Regions from separate parts of the Homo sapiens genome. Here regions 2 and 3 are each linked to region 1. The links are chromatin loops, found by intact Hi-C in ENCODE. Cell type or tissue: B cell. All regions are shown on one strand. Region 1 has its middle 130 kb from the start of CHST15. Region 2 overlaps CHST15 (carbohydrate sulfotransferase 15). Region 3 has its middle 130 kb from the start of OAT.

Region 1 (2,500 bases):
TATTCCACACAATATTCCATAATGTATTCCACACAATATTCCATGTGGTATTCCACACAATATTCCACAGGGTATTCCATACGATATTTCATATGGTATCCCACATGGTATTCCACACGGCATTCCACCTGGTATTCCACACGGTATTCCACCCAATATTCCACATGGTATTCCACACGGTATTCCATACAGTATTCCACATGTTATTCCACACAGTATTCCACACGATATTTCACATGGTATTCCACACAGTATTCCACACGGTACTGCACATGGTATTCCATACGGTATTCCACATGGTATTCCACTCAGTATTCCACACGGTATTCCACACGATATTCTGCACAGTATTTCACACAATATTCCACTGGGTATTCCACATGGTATTCCAGACAGTGTTCCAAAGAATATTCCACATGGTATTTCACACAATATTCCACACGGTATTCCACAAAGTATTCCACACTGTATTCCACACAGTATTCCACACAATGTTCCACGTGGTATTCCACACTGTGTTCCACGCCATATTCTACACGTTATTCCACATGGTATCCCACACAATATTCCCCACGTTATTCCACACAGTGTTCCGCATGGTATTCCACACAATATTCCACATAGTATTCCACACTATATTCCTCACAGTATTCCACACAATGTTCCACACTGTATTCCACACGGTATTCCACGCAATATCCCACATGGTATTCCACACTGTGTTGCACACCGTATTCCACACGTTATTCCACATGGTATCCACACAGTATTCCACACATTATTCCACACATTATTCCACATGTTATTCCGTACAATATTCCACACGGTATCCCACAAAATATTCCACATGGTATTTCACACGGTATTCCACACAATATTCCACATGGCATTCCACACGGTATTGTACACAATATTCCACACGGTATTCCGAGGCAGAGCAAGGACTGCAAAGCAGTCCACCGCGTGCCCTGAGCTCTGTGTGCTCTGCCTTGCACCCATCTTGAAGGCCTGTGATCCTAGCTGCAGGAGACCCTTGGCCCCAGCTACCAACAGGCAGCAAAGAGACATTTGGGGTCAGACAGAGCTCCTTGTGTTCTTCCAAATATAAAATACAGTCCTGCACCTACTTGGCTGCCTTGAGGGACTGGCCAGCAGTGGCAATCACTGTTCACAAAACTGGATGAAAATCATGGTTAGTCTGCTAAAACGGCTGGCTCCGGGGTCACATGGGAATTTGGGGTTCTTCACAGTGAAATGTATCATTCTGAGGACATCACACTGGCCCACTGAGAGGCAGGAGGTGATGAAGCCATCACTGTTTGTCTGGGCTTCTTTCTGCCATGAACACAGCTCTGTTGCTGGCAGCCTTGGCCCTGGAAATATTCTTAATTCCACAGCTTACTACCATGAACACTGCCAGGATCCTGAAATAATATGGACCTCACCGCCACCTCTGCTGGGACCACTTGCCATTCGCAGCTGTTGATCTTGCTGGGATCGGTGGCCCCAGGCACAGTGCTTCTGCATGCACGTCCCATAGACTCCCAAATCTGAGCTTTGGGTGGTCTACCATGCCAGCCATCCCTTGAAATGACCTTGGAGAATGCTGTCTCAGGGCCTCTGAGCAGGACATTTGTATGCCTGAGGAAACTGATGATCTCATTCCTTTGGGGCTATAAAAAGGCCTTCGTGCAAGGCCAGTAAAACTCAGGAATCAATATTCTATGAGGGCCTGAGTGTTAGAAAGTGAGGCGCTGTTTGTTTCAGGTTTGCCTCCAAAATTAGATAAATTAACGTAATGAATTCTCTCAACTCATTTACATACACTGCTGATTTGATTTTAGGGAGAAACGCTGGAAAAGGCAGCCCTGTGAATGTACAAAACAGGATTTGACCTATTTTTCAAGTTGTTTGTGTCTGCAAAGTTTGCGATCTCTTTAACTGAAGCTGCTGGTGCCACGCTTTTTAGAACAAACCAAATAGCTTCAGCCTGCACATAAATGAGCCGGTGCCCTGAGAAAGGATATGGGTGTCTTGTGAATTTTGGGGACATTCTGTGGTTCTGGCAGCATCTGACTCAGCAAGTGATCCCAGGAAGGTGGCTCAACCCTTAGAAATTCTATCCTGGTTCACTTCCAAATAGGCATCGTACGTGGGAGGCTGGAGCCCAGGGGCTGGCCCGTAGCCCGCAGGGCGCAGAGGAGGCTGGTGCCCAGACTGGGAATGGCACTGGAGATATGCTTCCCGGGCCTCCCAGCTCACTCACTCAGCTTCTGCCTTCTGTGGAGCAGACTCCAGGGTCTGGGGGATGCAGGCAGAGAGAGGTGATCCCATTCCCCACCCATCTTCATGCTGCGTTAAACCCATAGCCTGATCACGGCCACCTGATGCTGGTGCATGAAGCACTTCGCTACTTCGACAGCATCCCAGACACAGGCTGGGGCTGAGGTGGCCACCGCAGCGTGGAAAGAGCCAGGGCTGTGGCGTGGGCCCTGGACCC
Region 2 (2,500 bases), 190 kb after region 1:
AGGGAGCATGCCTCTTGACGAGGCTGGAGTGATGCTGCCACCAGCCAAGGGGTGCCAAGGAGTGCCGGCAGCCACCAGAAGCCAGGAGAGGAGTGGAACAGATTCTCCCCTGGCATCCCAGAGGAACCACCTCTGCCCCACACCTGGGTTTCAGACTCCAGCTTCCAGGACACTGAGGGAAGAAAGTCCTGTCATTACGCACCACGAGTTCGTGGTGATTTGTCCTGGCAGCCCCGGGAAACTGACCCCTGGGACCCCTTCTTCAGGTGGCATACCTTCCTGGCCCCACGTATTTGCCAATTATAACAATAAGGCGTGTTTGTTGTGGAAATTTTGGAACATATATTGGAAAACTGTTTTCAAACTATTAATTTCTCACCTAGATAACTACTATTTATGTTTTGGTGTATTTTCTTCCAGACTTTTCTATGCAAATAAGTGTGTGTGTGTGTGTGTGTGCACATGGGTGTGACAGGACAGTCTTATGTCCTGCTTCTTTCACTTTGCATTGTTGCCCCCCAGAAACATGCTTTAAAGTCTGCTCTGGTCACACTTCTGAGCTGATGTCCCTCTTGTGGAGTCTGCATGGCTCCCGCTGCTCTGAGTATGACCTGGTCAGGGAGAGGCTGGATCTGCCCTCCCTCAGCCCCAGCGCTCTGAGCCTGAGCTCTTGGTGGCTGTCCCGGTGCCATGCCTTCTAGCAGGTGCCAGGTGTGGTTTCGCTCCCTGCTCTCTGCATCTCCCAGCCCAGGACTTCTTCCACTCTGTTCTGAGGCAGGCACTGACTTGCCGTCCCTTGCCATGTCCCACCTGCTGGTTCCCGTGTTTTGGAGGCAGAAATCGGCCCTGCTGAGTGGTCTCCCTCCATCCAGCAGGGCTGACGCACACTAGCCGAGCTCTCATGGTGACATAACTGTCACCTCGAGCTGACCCCTCGCCGCCCCCGGAGGTGTTTGCATAGCTGCTCTGCCTCCCTCCCCGACACGGCCCCCAGCTGAAGGGCGCAAGTGCTCGGTGTGCTCATCAAATGTTTTCCTGTCGCTGCTGCTTAGTTCCTCATTCTGAGAAAGGTCAGACCACGCCTTAACCTCAGGGGCCGAGAGTGCACACAGCAGCCTTGTGTACTGTCTGGGCACAGAGAGGTGGGGGCCCATCTGTCGGGACTGGGTTTGGTGTGTGTCAGCCCTGCTCTGGGCCCTGGGAGACTGGAGCTCCCAGTGGGGACGTGGGCATGGCTGTGGTTGGTTGCAGTTCTGCAGAGTAGGAGGTGAGGAGAGTGGGGCTCCAGAGTGGGGAGATCCAGAAGGAACTGACCTGGAGAAGACTGATGCCAGACTGGGTTTTGAAGGATGAATAAGAGTTTGCTGTGTAAACAAGGCAGGAAGGTGGGTTAAGATGAAGCCTTCCAGGCAGAGAGGAGGACAGGTGCAAAGGAAAACACCACATGTTCTCCTGTTTAGGGTGGAGCCAAGGTCCCTGTTAGGGGTTGGAGCCAGGGTCCGTGTTAGGGGATGAAACCATGGGCCCTGTTAGGGGATGAAGCCAGGGTCCCTGTTAGGGGTGGAACCAGGGTCCCTGTTAGGGGGCGGAGCCAGGGTCCCTGTTAGGGGATGAAGCCAGGGTACCTATCAGGGGTAGAGCCGGGGTCCCTGTTAGGGGGTGGAACCAGGGTCCCTGTTAGGGGGTAGAGCCAGGGTCCCTATTAGGGGTGGAGCCAGGGTCTCTGTTAGGGGGCGGAGCCAGGGTCCCTGTTAGGGAGTGGAGCCAGGGTCCCTGTTAGGGGTGGAGCCAGGGTCCCTGTTAGTGGGTGGAGCCGGGGTACCTATCAGGGGTAGAGCCAGGGTCCCTGTTAGGGGTGGAGCCAGGGTCCCTGTTAGGGGATGAAGCCAGGGTCCCTGTTAGGGGGTAGAGCCAGGGTCCCCGTTAGGGGTGGAACCAGGGTCCCCGTTAGGGGGCGGAGCCGGGGTCCCCGTTAGGGGGCGGAGCCGGGGTCCCTGTTAGGGGGCGGAGCCGGGGTCCCTGTTAGGGGTGGAGCCGGCGTCCCTGTTAGGGGGTGGAGCCGGGGTACCTATCAGGGGTAGAGCCAGGGTCCCTGTTAGGGGGTAGAGCCAGGGTCCCTATTAGGGGGTAGAGCCAGGGTCCCTATTAGGGGGTAGAGCCAGGGTCCCTGTTAGGGGTGGAGCCAGGGTCCCTGTTAGGGGATGAAGCCAGGGTACCTATCAGGGGTAGAGCCAGGGTCCCTGTTAGGGAGTAGAGCCAGGGTCCCTGTTAGGGGTAGAACCAGGGTCCCCGTTAGGGGGCGGAGCCGGGGTCCCCGTTAGGGGCGGAGCCGGCGTCCCTGTTAGGGGGTGGAGCCGGCGTCCCTGTTAGGGGGTGGAGCCGGGGTCCCTGTTAGGGGGTGGAGCCGGGGTCCCTGTTAGGGGGTGGAGCCGGGGTCCCTGTTAGGGGGTAGAGCCGGGGTCCCTGTTAGGGGTGGAGCCAGGGTACCTATCAGGGGTGA
Region 3 (2,500 bases), 61 kb before region 1:
GCCTCCCAAAATGTTGGGATTACAGGTGTGAGCCACTGCGCCCAGCCTCTTGACATTTTTAAGCCACATTTTCTCAAAAATTTAAATCACTTGGAGTGTACCACACACCTATTATTAGCACCCTGAGGGCTGTGGGTCCCATGGCACCCACTTTGGGAACCATCGGTGTGGCCTTTCACAGTGCCAGAGTGCTTCGACGGGGCAGCCGCTGCTAAATCAGACCCCTGCACCTGGAATCTCCCAGTTGAGCAAGGCCTGAGTGCTGGGCCCAGAGCTGGGTAAGCCCTTGCACTGGTGGCTGCAGTGGGGAATGGCCTCCTCTTTCCTGCTCTTCTCCAGCCTTCAGCCCATGCGTCCCAGGAAGCCTCGGTGGGGTCCTGCAGCAGGGTGCTTCCGGGCCTGGGGACCTTCGAGCTAATCTTTGACATTGAAGGGCTTGGTGGGGCTGGTTCTCCTCGCATTTTTATCACTACTGAGTCAAGTGCCTTGGAAAAGATTAAAGAAAGTTCCACCCTTGGCTTTTACTTAATTTCCTTTTGTTCACATCTGCCAACAACTAAAGCAAAGAGGAATTGCCTTCTTGAAGGTGCTCTGGTCCTCAGTTCAGATGCCCACAGAGCTGTCCAGGAGCGCGGGCACCTGGTGACAGGAGACCTCTTAAAACACATCGATGGAGCCCTAATGTGTGCAAGGCCCGGGCCAGGCCCCCCACACCTCCCGTCTTTCAGTCTTTATTGCGATTCACTAGCAAGGCTTTGTTGTTCTACTTCTCAGATGAGGATGCTGATGCCGAGTCCAGTGGCTTACTTTCCCAAGGCCACATGGCCAGTGAGTACCAGAATCAGGGAGGAATTTAGACCTCATGGCTATAAAGCCACACTCCTTCCTGGTTCCTTCTGAGACCAGGGCATGTTAGTGGCATCCTGCCAACCTCTCTGTGAATTTAGGTCTCTCAGAATCTCCTTGTAGTAATAATAATTGTTCCGTCCGGCCCTGCCTGGCAGGATTCTAAGCACTTCCATTTCAGAGGAAACGCTGATGTTTCTGCCTGCCCAAGTTGCTATCATCTATTCTTTGGGAATGGCCCCTTAATACTCCCTTGAAGAAAGCACCCTCTTTTCCTCTGAGTGGGGTTGTGTGGTTGACTCCATCTCCTCTACCTCCCTCAAATCATACAGATTGGTTCAGGAATAGGGATGTGGCCCAGCCCAACCAGTGAGACCCAGCCTTGGAAGTTTTGCTGGAAAGAGTTGCTGTTGCTTTGTGGGGGCTGCCAGGCTGGTAGAAGCTAGAATGCTGGGGAGCATGTTTTCCACCTGCTGGAGGATGTCTTCTCGAGAATAGAGCTGACCTAGGGGGAAAGCAGAGTGAGGTGGAGGGAGGTGAGCTCTACCCATCACTGGAACACCTGGATCCAGCTGAGCCTGAAGTAGGATCATGGACTTTTCAGCTTCATGAAACAATGTATTTTCTTTTATGTTTGAGGCTGCTGGTTTGGGTTTCTATCTCTTCTGTCCAGTCATTCAGTCTCCACTGAGAGGCCCCATAGCATGGTGGTTAGGGAAGATCTCAGAACCATGGCCAACTCTGCTACTTACTACCTGTGTGACATTTGGCAAGTTATTCCATCTCTCTGTGCCTCGGTTTTGCAGATTTGATGCTCAAATCTGTGAGGGGCCACCCCAGGGGCTCCTCCTCCCTCTCTGTTCATGCTCCTGTCCCTGAGCAGAGCCCTTTCCTTTCGCATGCAGTTCCAGGCTCCTGCGAGGCCTCGAGCGGTTTCTCATTCAGACCCGGTCCCCTCATCCCTCCCATGCCCACCTCTAAAGCTCCCAGTGAAAACAGAGCTACCGTTCCCTTCCTGCAGGGCAGGGGCCAGGGCACAGCCACCCCCGCAGTCACTGCTAACCTGTTGGGGTTGGCGATGACTTTCTGTCCCAGCGACAGCAGTTGCATTAAAAAAATGAAAACTCGTTTTTAGCACCAAAGTAGTGCATAGACATAGTTTTCTGTTTTGAAAAGTTCAAACAGCATAAAAGGATGTAAAAATAGAAAATACAAGTTTCTCACCTCCTGGCCACCCCAGTCTTATTCCCCAGAGATAACCACAGCTCGCAGTTCCCTGAGTATTTTTGCCGTGCCTCGGCAAAACCATGTGGCTCTGTTTGCTTCTTTCAACTGAAAATAGCCTTTGGAGAGCCTTCATATGGGCGCTTCCGGCTCTGCTGCACGGCTCGCTTGTGTGTGTGTGTTTTCCTTTAAAAACTGTGGTAAAATATGCATAACAAAAAAATGTATCACCGTAACCGTTTTTAAGTGTACCGTTCAGTAGTGCTAAGTACATTCACATCATTATGCAACCAATTTCCAGAACTTTTTCATCTTGCAAAACTGAAATTTTATAACTGTGAAACAACAATTTCCCCTTCCCACCTCCTCCCAGCCCTGACAGCCATCATTTTACTTTCTGTCTCTATGAATTTGACTACCCTAGAGAGCT

What was found. A loop is a pair of places that touch in the nucleus more often than their neighbours do. Peaks named below come from ENCODE experiments on the same cell type or tissue, not always from the same donor. Only the 100,000 strongest peaks of a DNase experiment are listed, where the experiment ranks them.
Region 2: a loop joins it to region 1, with 7 times the contacts of the local background. A loop is called at or near these places in 3 of 110 quality-filtered maps.
Region 3: it touches region 1 in a loop (8-fold over the local background); 3 of 110 quality-filtered maps call a loop at or near these places.

Annotation. Positions count from the first base shown.
Region 1 is chr10:124,224,457-124,226,956 of GRCh38, reverse strand. No RefSeq gene overlaps it. Among named protein-coding and RNA genes, the nearest start is that of CHST15, 130 kb to the right of the region's middle. In B cell, no CTCF peak of the experiment used is centred here; DNase peaks (open chromatin) are centred at 157 and 1,126.
Region 2 is chr10:124,034,622-124,037,121 of GRCh38, reverse strand. All of the region lies in intron 5 of CHST15 (carbohydrate sulfotransferase 15), which reads left to right. Among named protein-coding and RNA genes, the nearest start is that of CHST15, 58 kb to the left of the region's middle. RefSeq lists a silencer at 902-951. In B cell, no CTCF peak of the experiment used is centred here; a DNase peak (open chromatin) is centred at 1,011; H3K4me3 peaks cover 1,325 bases; H3K27ac peaks cover 1,407 bases.
Region 3 is chr10:124,285,717-124,288,216 of GRCh38, reverse strand. No RefSeq gene overlaps it. Among named protein-coding and RNA genes, the nearest start is that of OAT, 130 kb to the left of the region's middle. In B cell, no CTCF peak of the experiment used is centred here; no DNase peak of the experiment used is centred here; H3K4me3 peaks cover 731 bases.